Linked DNA regions of Homo sapiens: region 1 is linked to region 2. Evidence: chromatin loops called from intact Hi-C (ENCODE). Cell type or tissue: endothelial cell of umbilical vein. All regions are shown on one strand. Each heading gives the region's core, and the rest is flanking DNA. Links, peaks and the distances in the headings are about the cores only. Region 1 overlaps NEK6 (NIMA related kinase 6). Region 2 overlaps NEK6 (NIMA related kinase 6).

The links. Hi-C counts contacts between places; a loop is a spot of excess contacts. Peaks named below come from ENCODE experiments on the same cell type or tissue, not always from the same donor. Only the 100,000 strongest peaks of a DNase experiment are listed, where the experiment ranks them.
Region 1: a loop joins it to region 2, with 3 times the contacts of the local background. A loop is called at or near these places in 12 of 110 quality-filtered maps.

Annotation. Positions count from the first base shown.
Region 1 is chr9:124,316,506-124,325,501 of GRCh38, reverse strand. It overlaps NEK6 (NIMA related kinase 6), which reads right to left. Exons shown (of 10, transcript NM_014397.6): 5 at 3,933-4,043. Among named protein-coding and RNA genes, the nearest start is that of NEK6, 63 kb to the right of the region's middle. RefSeq lists enhancers at 209-258, 748-797, 808-887. In endothelial cell of umbilical vein, for the core only: a CTCF peak has its summit at 4,994 (motif pointing right); a DNase peak (open chromatin) is centred at 5,021.
Region 2 is chr9:124,263,861-124,272,856 of GRCh38, reverse strand. All of the region lies in intron 1 of NEK6 (NIMA related kinase 6), which reads right to left. LOC124902268 (a long non-coding RNA gene) reads right to left here. Exons shown (of 2, transcript XR_007061765.1): 2 at 2,317-2,951. Among named protein-coding and RNA genes, the nearest start is that of NEK6, 10 kb to the right of the region's middle. RefSeq lists a silencer at 7,730-7,789 and enhancers at 8,770-8,859, 8,291-8,904. In endothelial cell of umbilical vein, for the core only: no CTCF peak of the experiment used is centred there; DNase peaks (open chromatin) are centred at 1,726 and 5,396; H3K27ac peaks cover 4,423 bases.

The DNA of each region.
Region 1 (8,996 bases), core at 536-8,535, 53 kb before region 2:
TTCAAAGCAACCACCTTTCCCCAAAGCAGGCAGAGGCGGCGCTGTGGGCCTGCTGGTCAGGGCAGCTGCTCTGGTGCTGGGAAGCTGGGAACTGACCAGGACACACTGGCCTGGAAAGGGGCATGGGTGGAGGAAAGGAGCTGGGCCAGCACTTTCAGACCACCTGCAGGGTGTGGCCACCATGCCGGGCCTAAGAGGGAGGGCTAGGCCCATCTTACAGACAGGGAAACGAAACTGAGGGCCACGTAGAAAGAGGCAGAAACACAGCTCAGCCCCAGGCCTCCCACCTAGAAAGCCCAAGTCCTTAGCCCACTTCTTTTTTTTTTTGAGATGGAGTCTCCCTCTGTCGCCCAGGCTGGAGTGCAGTGGCGTGATCTCAGCTCACTGCAACCTCCACCTCCTGGGTTCAAGCAATTCTCCTGCCTCAGTCTCCCGAGTAGCTGGGATTACAGGTGTGCGCCACCACGCCCAGCTATTTTTTGTATTTTTAGTAGAGATGGGGTTTCACCACGTTAGCCAGGCTGGTCTCGAACTCCTCACCTCAGGTGATCTGCCTGCCTCGGCCTCCCAAAGTGCTGGGATTACAGGCGTGAGCCACCACGCCTGGCCCCCTTAGCCCACTTCTAATAACACCAGTAACCATTGATATGGGAGACTGAGCTCAGAGGTTCAGGAACATGCCCAAGGTCACCCAGCACCCAGCTGGGACCCAGGTCTGGGTGCTTCCCACGGTGGGACAGTCGCAGTGGGGAGCCCCTGACCTCGCCGTAAATCCCCTCGAGGCTGTTCTGAGGTACAATTCTGGGAGGCCCTCTCAGGTGAGCCGTCCCAGGTCTCAGCACAGACCCCACCCCCAGGCCACCTCCAGGCCTGTGGCGGGCCAGGCCGGGATGTTATTCACGCTGTGATGTGAGTGAATCCTCATTACAGCATTTAAGCAGGGACGCGCGTGGCCGAGAGTGGTGATTTTCTAAATGTCATGTCCTATAAGCGCTGTCTGACATTTAGCGGGGAGGCGCAGAGTCTCTGGTGGGTTCTGGGGCTACGGCAGCTCCTAGCTTCACTCTTCCTCGTAAATAACTCGGGCACCATGGCTGTGATGGCGCAGCTCAGCCCTTGAGGCTGCAGGCTCTCGGGACACAATCCCTGCTGCCTGACAGCCTCTGAGGCCAGTGGGGCGACCATGGGGTATCCCCTGTTCCTCTGGAAACCCAGAGGTGGCCTGAGAGCAGGCAGAACCAGGGGAACCGAGCTCCCACCAAACCCCAGGCATTGTGCTGGTATGTTACAGATGAGGCAACTGAGGCACAGGGACCCGCCTGAGGCCATCCAGGGGACGTGTCTTACTCGAGTGGGTCTCTGCACTGCCAGGCCTCCCCTGCTGGCGGCTGCACCGAGCCAGCTCTGCAGGTGAGGGCCCCTGAGCCGGGTTGGAGGGAACGGGAGCAGGCAGGGACAGTGGGGGGAGAGAGGTGGGGACTGTGGGAGGGGGAACCATGCCAGGTGAGGAGGAAGGACCCGAGGCGTGGGGGGCCAGGTGGCTGCTCAGAAACTGAGGCCACACCCATCCTAGACTCAATCCTGCTGGGTTCATGACTGACTTGAACCCTGAGCCAGTGTTGGCTCTGGTGAAGCCAAGGAAGGGGTGCACAGGGAAGGAGACACCCCATCCCAGGCCTGGCATAGAGAAGGGATGCTGGATAGAATGCCCCCATGTCTCCTCTTCTCTCTCAGCTGAGGGAGACTGCACCTGGCCTGGGTTTCCTGCAATGCTCCCTCCAAGAGGTTCCCGGGGACAGGGTGGAAACTGAGGTTCAGGGAAGAGGGATTTGCCCAGCCCCAGCCCCCCATCTGCCTGTCTGACGGCAGCCCCACTCCGTGGACTGAGAGGCCACAGTGTCTGGGCTCCACTGGGGCTGAGAGGGTGAGGCGTCCTCTCCACGGGCTGCGTTCCCGTGTGGCAGCAGGGAGAGGCCTCTCCTTCATCTCCTGCTCCTCCTCCGTCCCTGCCCTCACCTCTCCTTCCACCCGGCCTCCAGTCTTTCTTCTAGAACACAGAGCTGACCACGTTTGTTCACCGCCATGAATCTTAGGAAGCTTCTCTGACCTTAGGGCCTGGTCCTGGACCCCGAGCCTGGAGCAACAGGCCCTACGTGATCCGGTGGTCTCCATCTCAGCTCCCTTCCCTTTCCCATCCCTGTGGGACCGTTTCTGCTTCTGGACAGCCCACCTCCCCTAACAGCTCAGCTCAGTGTCACCTCCTCCAGGAAGCCTTCTCTGACTCCCACAGGCCCTGCACATGGCTTGTTCACACTGGCTCCTAACTACTCATTCGAGGGTCTGTTTTCCTGTTAGAATCTGGGATCCCTGAGGGCAGGAGCCATGCTGGCGGCAACCCTAGTTCTTGGCATGAGGGCTGGCACACAGTGGATACACGATGCTTGTATGTTCAGCAAGGGAATCCGTGTGAAGGAGAAACAAGTAAAGCGGGGGCGGGGGAGAGGAAGAGCTAAGACATGATCTAGCACATCTGTTCCCACCAGGGATCTGTGTGCAGATTAACATCCCTGCAAAGGCATTAATATGTCAACGGAAATGTAAGAGCAGGTGATAACAGCTCAAGTAATGCCACTTCCCAGTGACGCCTGTATTCCTAGGACCCAAATTTCAGAAGAGCACTGAGCAATTGCTCAATCCCCAGTGCCTGATGGGAAAGACAGAGAACCCACATCCGGCCCCGTTTCTAAGTGCGGCTGTGAGCAGGGTGGGGGCTCCAGCGGGGCCCAGCCTCACTTGGGAGCAGGCAGGCTGCATCCAGGGTAGAGAGGTGATGGGGCCACAGCAGGGCCCTGGGGACAGAGGTCCAAGCCAGTAGGGACGTGAGGACCTCCACTAAGGAGCAGTGGAGTAGGGGCTGAAGGTTTGGGCCTGGGGGTCAGGCAGGCCTGGGGGCTTCCACCTAGAGGCTGAGGTGCCTTGGGCAGGAGACTAGACCTCTCTGAGCTTTGCTATTTGAGGACGGCGGGGACTCAGTGAGGGACGCATGAGCGTACTGGGCTGGGTGGAGGCTGGCAGGAGGTGCTGCTGTTTCACTGAAGCTGCAGTGGTCCTGGACACCAGACTCATGGTGAACTCCGCCCTGTGCCCTGGGTGGTGGGATGAGGCAGGTGAAGATGTATGTAGGGGCGTGGAGCATGAGCCAGTCCTGGCGCTGAGCCTGCCCATGTGACTCGAACAGTCACTCAATCTCTTGAAGACCCCAGGCCTGGGTGTCAGCCCTAACATGGAAATGAAGTTCCCCCTCTAGGGCTGGGGAGAGCATCTTGGGACCATGTCCACCAAAGGGTCCCAGGCCAGGAAAAGAGACCTGGGCCACAGGCATGGCTCTGTACCCACAATGCTGGGTATCCTCAGGCAAGTCTCTTAACCTCTCTGGGCTCAGTTTTCCCCTTCTTTAAAATGAGGTAGTGGATCTACAAGATGCTTTCCCAAGAGCTGGGGTCTGACCAAACGGGGTGCTGCCCCTGCTCCTTCTGTGAGGCAGGAGAAGTGGCTCATGTGCCTGTGGTAGGCTGGGGCACTGGGGGTGGCCAGAGGAGTTCCTTCTGCCCATGGCTGGCCCCCTCCCAGCCACCATCCTGTCTTGGCACCACCTTCGCCTTGCTTTTGCATATGGGCTCTTTTGAGCTGAGCTTCCCTGAGGCCAGTGGAAAGAAAGAGGCCTCCAGCAACAGCAGCTGGGGACGGACCCTGAGAGGCCCTCACCAGACTGCAGCTGAGGCCTGTGGGCATCTGCAGGGGGGCGCCCAGGGTCCCCGGGTGGCCGCCTCTGGCTAAAGGCAGAGCATTGTGGGACTGGGCTAAAGGAAGACTGCCACCTTTGGCTCCAGATCTGCGCAGCCCCCAGCACCCCCACCCCGCCAGGCGCTCACCTTGATCATCTGCGAGAGGTCCCCTGCGTCAGCCAACTCCAGCACAATGTTCAGCTCGTTGTCTTCGATAAACGAGTCCAAATACTTGATGATATTTGGGTGGTTCAGTTGCTGCATGAGGAGGGAAAGAGGGAAGGGGGCACCAAGTGAAGACGGGACAGACCCAGTGCCTGCCTGCCACCGGCACCCTGCTGGCACCCGGTCACTGAGGCCCTGGCATTTGCTAGAGAAGTGGGTCCCAGGGAAAGAAAGGCCTGTGCTGGGGAGTCAGGAAGGCCTGGGTGACACTGGGAAAGCCACTTTGCATCCCCAAGTCTCAGATTCCTCATCTGTAAAACTGGCATAATGTTTTGAAGCATAGTTGTGAAGACGACATGGGTCAATACTCTTGAAATGTGTAACAGGGCAGCCGCACAGAGCTATGTGAGACTCAGCATGGACTTGTGGAAAGGACCCTCCCCCTCCTCCTCACCACCCCGACCCTGAGGGCGGCATTGGGCCCCACCTCTCTGTCCCTGTGCCCAGACACGGCCAGCCTGCAGGTGCTCCTCAGAAGGACCATCTCCTGCCTTCATCCTTCCCACTCTTTCTCAATTCCTGACCTATCTCTTGTAAAATCATTTTTTTTAAAATATTTTTTTGTAGAGATAGGATCTCACTATGTTGCCCTGATTGAAACTGAACTTCTAGGTTCAAGCGATCCTCCCACCTCACCCTCCTGAGCAGTTGGGACTACGGCTGCATGCCACCATGCCTGGCCCTTGTGAAATGTTGAAAAAAATCCCTGGAGGCATGAGAGCTGCCCGGCTGATTTGCTCATGCTGAGACGCTGCCTCTGTCCTTCGCACCACCGCCTGCATGTTTGCTGCAGTGGAGCATGGAGCTGGACAGAACGGTGCCCCCCTGGCTGGAAGTCAGGCCCTCCAGGCTAAGAGGAGCCCCTGGCATCTGTTCATAACAAAGCTGACTGTTTATATCAAAGAGACTCCAGGATCTGGGAAAGCAGAGGGGACTCGAATATCCTGCCCTGGTGTGGGTGTGGTCAGCCTAGTCCAGACACCAGCCAACCACCAGAGGCCGATAGTGAGCACATTTCCCAAAAGGCCCGGAAGTCGTTGGGAGAAGGATGCACTGTGCCCATCCGTGGATTCTAAAATGAGGGGAGCCTGGGCAGATGTTACAGAGCCATGCAAGCCCCTATTCATTCATTCATTCATTCCCCAAGCCAGCCCCCCATGTGTGGGCCCTGGGGGCCAGAGCAGGCTCAGCCACTGGCCCCAGCTCCTCCCCATGCGTCCATCCTCTCACCAGGTCCCCCCAGAGACTGATCCCTGTCTGCTATGGCGCCCACTGCCTGTCCAAGTCCTCAAACCCCTGCTCTGGACCAAGGTCTGGCCCTGAGGTGGGTGTGCTGGCCCCTGCCTGCCCCTCAGCCAGCAGCGCTGTGGCTCAGTGAATATCCAGACACCACTGCGAGGAACCAGGCACCCTGCACAGCTGAGGACGCAGGTGCAGCACATTCAATCCTGGTTCCCAGGGGTGGCTGGGAGGGAGCCCTGTTGCCATCTTAGCAGCAGGCTCCCCTGTGGAAGAACCTTGGTCAGTAACAAATGTAGGTAATTTACACAGGGTGACTAGACTTCAGAAGGCGGCACACAAAGCAATCCTAAGCAAAAAGAACAAACCTGGAGGCATCACGTTACTGGACTTCAAACTATACTACAAGCCTATGGTAACCAAAACAGCATGGTACTGGTACAAAAATAGATACATAGACCAATGGAACAGAATATAGAACTCAGAAATAAAGCAGCATACCTACAACCACCTGATCTTCAACAAAGTTGACAAAAATAAGCAATGGGGAAAGGACTCCCTACTCAATTAACTGGCTAGCTATATGCAGAAGAATGAAACGGAACCCCTACTTTTCACCATGTGTAAAAATTAAATCAAGATTGATTGAAGACTTAAATGTAAGACCTCAAACTATAAAAATCCTAGAAGAAAACCTAGGAAATACCTTTCTCAGCGTTAGCCTTGACAAAGAATTTAAGACCAAGTCCTTAAAAACCATTGCAACAAAACCAAAAACTGACAAGTGGGACATAATTAAATGAAAGAGCTTCTGCATGGCAAATGAAATGATCAACAGAGTAAACAGACAATTGACAGAATGGGAGAAAACATTCATAAACTATGCATCTGACAAAGGACTAATGTCCAGAATCTATAAGGAACTTAAATCAATAAAAAAAAACAAAACATTAAAAAGTGAGCAGAGGAGGCTGGACATGGTGGCTCACGCCTGTAATCCCAGCACTTTGGGAGGCTGAGGTGGGCGGATCATTGAGATCAGGAGTTCGAGACCAGCCTGGCCAACATGGCAAAACCCCATTTCTACTAAAAATACGAAAATTAGCCAGGCATGGTGGCAGGTGCCTGTAGTCACAGCTACTCGAGAGGTTGGGGCAGGAGAATCGCTTGAACCTGGGAGGCGGAGGTTGCAGTGAGCTGAGATTGTGCCACTGCACTCCAGTTTGGGTGACAGAGTGAGATTCTAAAAATAATAAAAATAAAAATAAAAAATAAGTAAATAGGCTGGGCGCAGTGGCTCACGCCTGTAATCCTAGCACTTTGGGAGGCCAAGGTGGGTGGATCACCTGAAGTCAGGAGTTCAAGACCAGCCTGGCCAACATGGTGAAACTCCGTCTCTACTAAAATACAACAATTAGCCGAGCATGATGGTGGGTGCCTGTAATCCCAGCTACTCAGGAGGCTGAGATGGGAGAATCGCTTGAACCCGGGAGACGGTGGTTGCAGTGAGCCAAGATCATGCCACTGCACTCCAGCCTGGGTGGCTGAGCAAGACTCTGTCTCAAAATAAAAAATAAATAAATAAAAATAAAATAAAGAGTAGGAAGAGGACATGAACAGTGATTCTTCAAAAGAAGACATACAAGCAACTAACAAACAGGAAAAAAATGCCCAACATCACTAATCATCAGAGAAATGTAAATCAAAACCACAATAGGCTGGGTGCAGGGGCTCATGCCTATAATGCCAGCACTTCATGAGGCTGAAGTGGGAGGGCTGCTTGAGCCCAGGAGTTTGAGAACAGCCTGGGCAACAGAGTGAGACCTTGTCACTACAAAAAAAAATTAGCTGGGCTTCGTGGTGCAGGCCTGTAGCCCAAGCTACTTGGGAGGTTAAGGTGGGAAGATCACTTGATTCTGGGAGGCTGATGCTGCAGTGAGCCATGATCACACCACTGCACTCCAGCTTAGATGATAGGGTGTGACCCAGTCTCAAAAAAAAAAAATTACAATGAGATACCATTTCACACCAGTCAGAATGGCAATTATTACGAAGTCAAAAAATAACAGATGTTGGTGAGGCTGCGAAGAAAAGGGAACACTTCTATGCTTTTGGTAGGAATGTAAATTTGTTCAGACACCGTGGAACAAAGTCTGGAAATTTCTCAAAGAACTAAAAATAGAACTACCATTTGACCCAGCAATCCCATTACTGGGTATATACCCAAAGGAATATAAATGGTTCTACCAAAAAGACACATGGGTTTGTATGTCCATCACGGCGCTATTCATAAAAGCAAAGACACCGAATCAATCTAGGTGCGCAGAAATGGTGGGCCGGATAAAGAAAATGTGGTACATGTATACAATAGAATATTATGCAGCCACAACAAAGAATAAAAGTCATGTCCTTTGCAGCAACACGGATGCAGCAGGAGGCCATTATCCTAAGAGAAATAACACAGAAACATATCTATACTGCATGTTCTCACTTTTATAAGTGGGAGCTAAATCCTGGGTACACACAAACATAAAGATGGAAACAGTAGACACACTGGGCTCTACAAGAGGGGGCGGGAGTGGGGCAAGGGCTGAAAAACTTCCCATTGGGTATGATGTTCACTATCTGCGTGACGGGATCAGAAGCCCAAATCTCAGCATCACACAATATACTCTTGTAACAAACCTGCATGTGTACCCTCTGAATCTAAAATAAAAATGGAAATTTAAAAAAGAAGGTGGGCCAGACGTGGTGGCTCATGTCTGTAATGCCAGCACTTTGGGAGGCCGAGGCGGGTGGATCACCTGAGGTCAGGCGTTCAAGACCAGCCTGGCCAACATGGTGAAACCCCGTCTCTACAAAAACACAAAAATTAGCCGGGTGTGGTGGTGCACACCTGTTATTCCAGCTACTCGGAGGTTGTAGTGAGCCGAGATCGCACCACGGCACTCCAGCCTGGGTGACAGAGCGAGACCCTGTTATCAAAAAAGGAAAGAAAGAAAAGAAAATCCTCTTGCCCAGATTTTGTGTTGAAAAGGACGTCCTGCGCGAACACTGGCCATCACATCGCTGCCCTCAGCACACATCATGCTCCATAGACATGTTTTTCAGTTACCAAAAAAAGTGTCAAAGCAAGTGAATGGCAAGTTGAAAGTGCCTTCAAATCTCTGAGACATGACCTACGGCGTGGGCAAGCTGCTATGAGGATAAATGGGAACACCCTGCTCCTTCACCCTCCTCTTGAACTTCACCTCATTATGTCACCAGGAAATCTCACAACCTCTCAGGGAGGACTCCCCAAAAACTGCCCAGGTCATCAGCAGTCCAGGCATGACACAGTTTCTCCAACAAGGGAGAAATGAGAGGGGTTGGGTAGGAAGTAAAGCCCCATCAAGGAGGCGCTGGTTCCTGGGGAGGGGAGGAGGGAGACTCCTCCCCCATTTCCCTGCACGTCTGAGGGCAGGGGGTTAAGGAAGGGCTCCCTTAAATGCCCAGGCAGTCTACACAGGCACAGGCAGAAAGGGGCTCCAGACGTCCATTGGGCTAAATCGCCAAGGTCCAGAGAGGGGAAGGGATCAGCCACGGGTCCACAGCAAGCAGGGGCCGAGCTGAGTCTAGAACCTGGTCCACATGGAGTCCACTTCACAGCCTGTGGCCTCTTGGTGGGCCCAGGTGGGTCTGGAAGGGGACACACTTGGGTCAGGGACAGGGAAGGTGCTGCAAAGACGCAATGTGGTTGGGCTTTGT
Region 2 (8,996 bases), core at 735-8,734:
TTGGCAGTGGGCACACTGTGCTCCTCAGCAAATGATGCAGCCTCACTCAGCCTCCCTTTCCTCATCTGTAAAATGAATTAATAGGACCTGACTCTCAAGGTCACCAAGAGAGGTCGATGCGATCACATGTGACCAGGGCCTGGCCCAGGTGGGTCTCCATGACCAGCAGCGTTAGGGGGAGCGGTTGTGAGTCTCAGGAGAGCCTGGGGAAAACTCCCACATTGCAACTGGAAAAACTGATTTCTCAAAGACACCTTGAAGCAAAGCAAAGCCCGATGAGGCCTTCCCAGGACGCTGGGAGTGCTGGGACCTCACACGAAAGGCAGCATGTTAAATCCCCAGGGATTGCCCTTTAATGGAAGAAAGAGATTGAAGGAACTCCATTCTTTGTGGCAGCCATGGGCCACCACGCTGTCCCAGCTACCTCTCCCCAGCACTGCCTGGCCAGGAACCCTGCACCGGTTTCTTGTTTAGGAACCACAGCACCAGCCCTGTGCAGGCAGGGACTTCATGCCTGGGGCTCATTACTGTATCTCAGCAGAGCGCCTGGATCTGTGGGATGAAATGAATGAACAAAGAAAACAAGGAAGGGATGAATTCCTTAGGGAGGGCAGCTCTGGACTGAGAGCCTGCCCTGTGGCCTGGGGAAGCGCTCCCCAGAGCGTCACAGGGGCCACCAAGCTCCGAGCTCACCCCATACCATGTCGTTTACCATCAACACAGAGTATCAAAGGCCTCTTCTGGGCCTGGCGTGGAACTGAGGACTATACACCCTTACCACAATAGATTGGGAAAACTGCCCCAGAGACAGGATCTGCTATTACCCCTTGCTCCACAAATGGGAAAACAGAGGCCTGAGTGGGCGGTAACAAGCCCAGGAGACACGGGGAGCACAAGGTGGGTGTGGCTCACGGCCAGGTGTGCCTAACTCTGCCGCTGCCACCTGTCTCTCTGGGCACAAGTACAGCCACAGAGCTGGCCAGGCCTTGCAGGAGAAAAGCTGGAGCTGTGGCCCTGAGATCTGCTCCCTGCCAAGAACAAGGATGGACTGCTCAGGGGCAGGAGTGGACAGGCAGCAGCGCTGAGGTCTGGCCCCTGTCCTGCAGATGCAGATGCAGCAGACGGTGGGGGCAAGAGGCCCAGCCAGGGAGGGACCTCAGCCAGCCAGTGTGCCTGGGATTCGTGTGCAAAGAGCACTAACTCTGGGGCCAGCCGGGCCTGGGTTCAAATCTCAGTTTCCAAAGTGTGTGGTTTATGGCTTTGGACTGGCAGCTTCATTCTCTGAGCCTCAGTTAACTTCATCTGAAAAACAGGATCAGCTCAAAGTTGTCACGAGGATTAACGAAGGCAACACACGGAAAGTACTTGGCCGGGTCTCCGGTGCACAGTGGGTACTAAGTAAGTACCCCTCACCTGAGCCTCCTTGTCCATGTTTTCAGAGTAACCAGACGTCACTCCCTGTGGGTGCTGAGCCTCCCCATTTTGGGGCTGGGAACAGCGTGACAGCTGGTGGAATCCAAGCTCCTCACCCTCTCTGATCTCTGGGGCACCACGTGTTTGGCGTTGTTCCTGAGTGAGAAGGTTGGCAACCGCGCCACTCGATTTCTGACCCTTGTCACTCAAGGAGCGGAAGTCAGAGGGGTTGGGTTTGTTACTGCAACAATCTCTGGCAATGGTGTGAGAGATTAAGTCAGGGAGGGCTGACCATGGTGTGTCTTTGGCACCAGAGGCTCCGGATGAAGAGGGAGAGCCCCTGGCTGGCCGACTAACCTGCTGGGCCAGCAGTCTGCAGACAGTGCTTAACACAGAACTTTCCCTTCAAATCAGATCTGGCCCCAGCTCTGTGGAGAGAACCAACATAAGGCCCTTGCTCTGTGTGAAATGTGTGTGTGGGTGCTATGGCCCCTCCCATCAGGCTGGCTTCATGTCCAGGTGACCTGGCCCTGCCCTAAGAAGGGAGCCCCAAGCGTAGGGCTTCATGCTGTGCTTTCACTGTCCTGAAATGCTTCATGTCATCTTTGAATCTGTGTTAAGTGGAGTCTGGTGGAATAATGGAGCACATGCTGGCAGCACAGAGTCTCAGCTGCCTCCCCAGGACGGGTATTCAGCTGCCTGCTCCCGCACCCAGCAACCTCTGCCACCCGTTACCTGCAGCAGGGGCCCGGATGCAGGCAGGAGGGTCGGGGGCAGGTGTGCCCACACCTGTGAGGTCTGCACTCACCCTGAAAGTATCTTGTGTCCAGGGAGTGAGACATTAAATAGCAAACAAAAAACATCATGACAGATGGAAAGAGATTGCAAAGGAAAGGAAAAAACTTTTGTGTTTTTTTTTTACTGCTTTTTGAACAAGGGAACTTGCATCTTCATTTTGCACTGGGCCCCACAAATTTTGTAGCTGGCCCTGTGTTTTATTTCCATGGACTTCTGACCCTTCCCCTCCCACTCTGGGGACCTGGGGACATCCCTAGGCCTCTGCAGAATGGGAAGACACCACTAGGTCTAAGACCATCCCTTCCCAAGAGGCTTCTTGGACACTCAGCCCCCGCCCTGCAGGTCTTGTGGGGTGAACTTCTAGGGTTGGCCGTTCATTGCCGTCTTGTGTGCCAGGCCCCGCTCCAGGTGCTGAGGATGTCTGATCAACCTTTCGAGGCCTCTGTGCTTGAGGGGCTCCAGGGCACAGAGAAGTAACGCAACAGGCAGGACCAATGGCAGCAGATGCCGGGGGATGGAGCACATGGGGAGATGGAGCACTCAGTGGCAAGCCCCACAGACAGCATGGGGGGGGGGCGTGGAAGGAACGGCTACTGCAGCTGGCACATTCCAGGTGGCTCCCAAAGGCAGGGATGCTGCGGTTGGCTCTAGGAGACTCCTCTATAAAAGGGGAACACCTTGATTTAACTGGCTGGACTGTGGGAGACTGAAAGGGCTGTCAGTTGATTCCTCCCAGGGCACTGCAGGGAGAGAGAGAGGCTGAGGCAAAGGCTCAGGGGCCACAGGACACTTATATGGGGGACAGTCTGCAGTAAACTCCCTTAATGACTCTGCAAAACCAACAACAAAGAGAAGGGCAGAGGCTCAAGAACCACATTTCCTGAGCACCTACTATGTGCCAGGCACCGGGCTGCAGTGGCCCTTCCACACGACTCCCTGCCCCTCCTAAGCTATTCATTCCTTGTGCCTTCCAATCCCATCCGACATTTTACAGACATCACCTTCCTTTCCTGTGATTTAGAAAGTCCACCGAGGCAGGCGGATCACTCGAGACCAGCCTGGCCAACATGGTGAAACCCATCTCTACTAAAAATACAAAAAAAAATTAGCCGGGCGTGGTGGTGGGTGCCTGTAATCCCAGCTACTCGGGAGGCTGCGGCAGGAGAATTGCTTGAACCCGGGAGGCAGAGGTTGCGGTAAGCCAAGATCGTGCCATTGCACTCCAGCCTGGGTGACAAGAGTGAAACTCCATCTCAAAAAAAAAAAAAGTCCAGTTAGCACCAAGCAAGGGGTCACCCAGGCAGGGGTGGGGGGTTTTCAGATATGACCTGTCACCCCTAGAGTAGCACGGCACAGTAATTAAGAGCTAGAATGCAGAATGGGGTCAGCCTGGATTTGCTCCTGGGCCACTCACTAGCTGTGGGGTCTGGGGTGGACCACTGACTTGCCCTGGGCTTCAGTTTCCCCTCTGTAACTTGGGGTTAATAAGAGCCCCACCATCTGGGAATGCTGTGATGATTCAATGACATGGTATCAGTGAAGGGTACAGCACTCGGCAAGCGCTCAATAAATGTCAGCCACTGTTTTTGTCATAAAACCCCAAAACATCACATCAGAAACCCAGGTGTCCTGTGACGCTTCTCGGGATCACAGGAATCTGCTCCCTCCTTCCCGCATCTGCCGAGACTCTGCTCCGAGCCTCCTCTCTCCCCCATTGTCATGTCGCATCAGTCCATAAATATTTAAACAACATGTCATCAGATTATTATAACATATGATCTATAGCACTGATGTGCTGCAGTTCTGTGCATTTGGGCTTCATTTTCAGAATATCGAGACATAAAATATTTATGTATTTAGCCAACCACGCGATCTCACATTCTGTCTCAAAATGCTGGGTGGTGGCAAGACGCTGAACTGAGACACAACGTGTGAAGGGGATGCCTTGTTCTCACGTCGGTTCCTGGGGCATCTGGATTGTTTCTGGTTCATTCTGGGGACGTCACCACGTGGCCTGTGAACAGTGGCTGACTGGGTATATCACAGCAAGCAGAGAGAGAGCCAGGACTAAAGACCCCATCAAAACACCACAAGTGTCCAAACCACTACGGACTGTGCCATTTGCATTTCTGCATCTCCATGAGTCTGCACACAGTAGGTGGTTGTTAAATGTCCACTGGGAAGTGAATGCATTCACCTGTGGCACACAGCACACCCTATGGGCTGGCACACAGTAGGGACTCAGTCATATTTGTTCTGTTTCATTCCACCCCCAGTACCCAGCACCAGGCCAGGTACATCAGCAAACAGTGCTGGATGAATGGCAATTGAAGGAGTAAATGTGTGACCAGATAAACCACTTAATTAGCTAATAAATGAATGAGGGATAATGACTCCCTATCTGCTGGTCCAAATTACACTGTGTAAGACCCTCCTCCTGAGAAATAAAGGCTCTCCAGTAACCTGCACTGGGTAGGAAAAGGGGTTTTTCTGGGTCATTAAATATCTCAATTGCTAACATTAGCACATCACAGTGACCATATGTCCTGAAATTTTCAGGACTGGGTAATTTCAAAGATGCCACCCCATAAGCCATTTGAGCATCCAGAGACTTCGCACAGCAGACAGCATCTTCCAAACCATCTCTCCTGTCCCTGAATGGCACTAAATACTTCTACAGATCACAGCCCGTTTGGGAGTTTGGAAAGTGGGGCCATGATGTGTCTCACCTACAGGTGATCAATGTCTGAAGACACAGAACACCATAAAGGTCTGTGCGAGTGAAAGGTGTTAGCTCAGAGTACAAGTATTTTCTCTGCATGTTTCCCCAGGAAGACGGGGCAGGGACCTCATCTGATTCCTGTGTGTTTCCCCAGGGGCCAAGAAGGCATGTGGTGCTCAGCCGTCCCTTGCTGAATGGCATCATGAAACCTGGTCACAGGGCTTCCTCATTTCAGGGTCCCAGTGGCCAGCTCAGGGGCGGCCCAGCACCTGGTGTGCCCATCACCCCTTGGAGAAAACCACAGAATGTTTTCCAAATGCCACGCTGTCACCACTAGGCTGGCTCCAAGAGCAGGCGGCTCCCACACTTGTCCCAGCGTCTGCACAGACAAAAACCCAGTCCTCATTTCCTCTTGGGTTAGGTAAGGAGGCTGGCATTTAAAACACACACAAAAGGCCACTACATTCCCGGAGGAGACGAACAAAGGAAATGTACACACACTGACTCAGTCCGGCACGCCGTGCCCACTCGAGGTCCTGTTGTAACTGAATCCAGGCGGACTCGACCGGACCTGCCAAGCCCAGGGGCGGACTCCCTCTCCTTTGCTCTCTTCTGTGTGCCATGTGGTGCCCAGTGATCCTGCCATCTGGGCACCCACGCTGGTGGCCCGCCAAGGCCACATCAGCTGCAGAATCTTTCCTCTTTCAATGCTGGGTTTCCTACTTTCTAAGATGGGGTGTAATCTGGGGTCCTGCTCATTTGCCAAAAAGTCATGTCTGTGCTCAGAGGTGGCTTGGTTAGCCTTTCCTCAAAGCAACCCCAAAAGATATGCCCTCTAAACAAAGTGTGTGCTTGGTAGAAAATGCAGCTTTAAGACACAGCACTGACCCATTCCAACCCAAAGCCCTCCTATGCAGACATGTGGGAGCTGCCTCGGCAGGGAAGGGGCATAGGAAGGAGAGCCTGTAACTCTGGGAGGTAGAGCCCTTCTGGGCTTAGGTTCCTCCTCATTGGAATAATTCGAGGATGAGCATTTCTCTAAGAAACCTCTTCTCCCAGGGAAGGGCCAGCTCAGCTCAATACAGCCCTGCACAGCCCACTGAGGGGAGTGAGGAACGTTTGCTAACAGATTCGTTCACTCCATATAAACATTCTCCAAGGATCCGGCCGCGTGCCTACTTAAAACTTCCCATTCACTCAACAAATATTAATTGAGCTCCTCCTATGTGTCAGGCACAATGCTGGCCATGGAGAACACTGTTGTGGTCCACAGACCAAGTCCCATCCCCTTCTAGAGTGCATGTTCAGTCTGTGAGGCAGGTTACAACTATGCGATGACAAGACGGATGCTCAGGGGCCCTGGCATGGTACCTGGGTGCACACTGTTCCTTCCAGCTGCCTGGGGGCCCTCACACAGGTCCTGAGCTGGGCAGCTGGTCACTTCCTGAGGGCACATCCTGGTCACTTCCGGAGGGCAGCCTCTGTCCTCCAATTTTCAGCTCAGACCCCCATGCTGTGGGTGTCCTCACAGCACTCAGGCTGATGCTCGTCAAGCACCACAGATCCTGGACTCTCTGGGTCTCTGTTTCCTCATCTATAAAATGGGCAGAACGATACCCACATCACGGCATCACTGGGAGGATGAAGTGAGTTCCCTCAGGTTAAGGGTTAGATTAGAACATGGCCCACAGTAAGTGCCTGGTAAGGCCATCTACCGACAGGAGCAAAGGCCAAAGAAGCAGGAGGAAGTTCCACAGCCCCACCTCTCACCCACCGGCCCCACCTGCCTCTCCACCTTGGGGTCTACCTGCCCTTCACCCCAGCCCTCTCAGCCCTCTGGCAAACCCCACGTCTCCCTCCAGGTGGGTTCAAACACCCCTCACTGCCGGAAGCTCTCCTACTTCCCCAGAGACTACATCCCAAAAAATGCCACCTGCAAATTGATCAAGAGCACCTAAGAAGGGGTTGTGACAGCCTCTGTCCCCACCAGGTGGTGAGAGGCCAATGGGTGGGGCCATTAGAGGGTCTTCGTGTGGGCTCCCAGCACAATGCCTGACCCAGGACTTCCATCCGGACATACGTCATGAAAGAATGAGATAACGTGCCACACACCAGCCAGCACAAGCATCTCTGGTTAGCAGAAGGGAGTCCACTTAGCCCATAGGACAATGGACGGTCTGTGTTTTTGCATCAAAACTTTTCACCCGCAGTCCAGGCCCAGGTGTCACAACCAGAGCCTTGACCTGAAAGCTGGGACAGTGATCTGATTTAGGCTACAGAGCAGCAGGCTGCATGTGGGACCTGAGGCTGGTCATGATGTCTCTCTGGGCCTCAGTGTCGCCATCTGTAAAAGGAGAGGTATTTTTTTTTTTAAAGCAAGACAAACTTGTCTTTTTTTTTTTGAGACGGAGTCTCACTCTATTGCCCAAGCTGGAGTGCAGTGGCGCCATCTCGGCTCACTGCAACCTCCGCCTCCTGGGTTCAAGTGATTCTCCTGCCTCAGCCTCCTGAGTAGCTGGGATTACAGGCACACGCCACCACGCCCAGCTAATTTTTGTATTTTTAGTAGAGATGGGGTTTCACCATATTGGTCAGGCTGGTCTCAAACTCCTGAGCTCGTGATCCGCCTGCCTCGGCCTCCCAAAGTGCTGGGATTACAGGCGTGAGCCACCGTGCCTGGCCAAAACTTTTATGTTTAACATTTTTCTCAGATATATTTAACCACTTTAAAGCAAACCGCTGGATGGGATGTATTACAATCACAATGTTGTGCAACCACCACCTTCATCCGGTTCCAAAACGTCTGCGTCACCCCAATAAAAACCCATGTCCCTTAATCAGTCGCTCCCCAGTCTCCCCTCCCCAAAGGCCCTGGAAACCACCAATCTGCTTTAGGTCTATGTGGATTTATCTATTCTGGCTACTTCATGTATCTTAAAATGACTCCTATGCAAAACCTCCTTATGTAAAACAGGCAACAGGCAGGTGGCTTTGCCCCCTTCGCCTCCCCGGAGCTCACGTTCCTCATCCTTAGTGGCCTTTCAGGGAAAGCTCTGATGCCAGGTGCCATTCTTTGCAGAACTCTTTTTTTTTTTTTTTTTTTTTTTTTGATACAGAGTCTCGCTCTGTTGCCTAGGCTGGAGTGCAGTGGCACAATCTCAGCTCACTGCAGCCTCTGTCTCCCAGGTTCAAGTGATTCTCACGCCTCAGGCTCCTCAGGCTCCCGAGTAGCTGGGATTAAAGGTGTCCACCACCACGCCCAGCTAATTTTTCGTATTTTTAGTAGCGATGGGGTTTTGCCATGTTGGCTGGGCTGGTCTCAAACTCCTGACCTCAAGTGATCTGCCCGCCTCGGCCTCTCAAAGTGCTGGGATTATAGGCATGAGCCTGTCCTGGTCTTTGTGATTTTTACACTACCTTTTTTGTCACATGGTACCTCTTAGCAGAATTCTAATCCTAAAGTTGAATTTCTAAGGCAGATCACCCCCAAGGGTGCCTGAGGATCACGGGGCTGGTGCCTGGTGTTACTGGCCCGTTTTCCGGATGAGGGAGTAGAGGCTGGGCCCCTGTGAAGCCCTCCTTGCATGAGGTGACTACAGAGGAGTGGACCTCCAGAGCCTGGTGACACCCTCTCCCACCACACAGACTACAGCTGGGTCTAGGGTGTGACGAGCTGGCAGAGAAGCCGCCCCAGAGCGATAGCCACTTCCGGAGGACAAGGATCTCTCCACCGGCTCAGGAAAACAAGCCAGTTTAAGGGAAACCCAAATGGCTTTGGGGGGCGGGGGCATAAAATGTGCAGGACTCCCTCAGGCCTTGCCATGCAGACCTTTTCAGGAGGACTGCCAGGGGAAGACGGCTGCTCACTTCTGCCCCACGGCCAGGCCTGTGACAGCCGCTCCTGTCAGCGCAGTCCTCTGCGGGGCCGACGCTGTGTAAATAATTAACAAAACATCTGCCTTGCTTCATAACACACCGTGGCTGACACAGCTCTCAGGGCCTTCAGAGACCCTCCAATGCCACGCCGAGGACTTATGGCCTCGCTTTGTGGGGACAGGTGGGA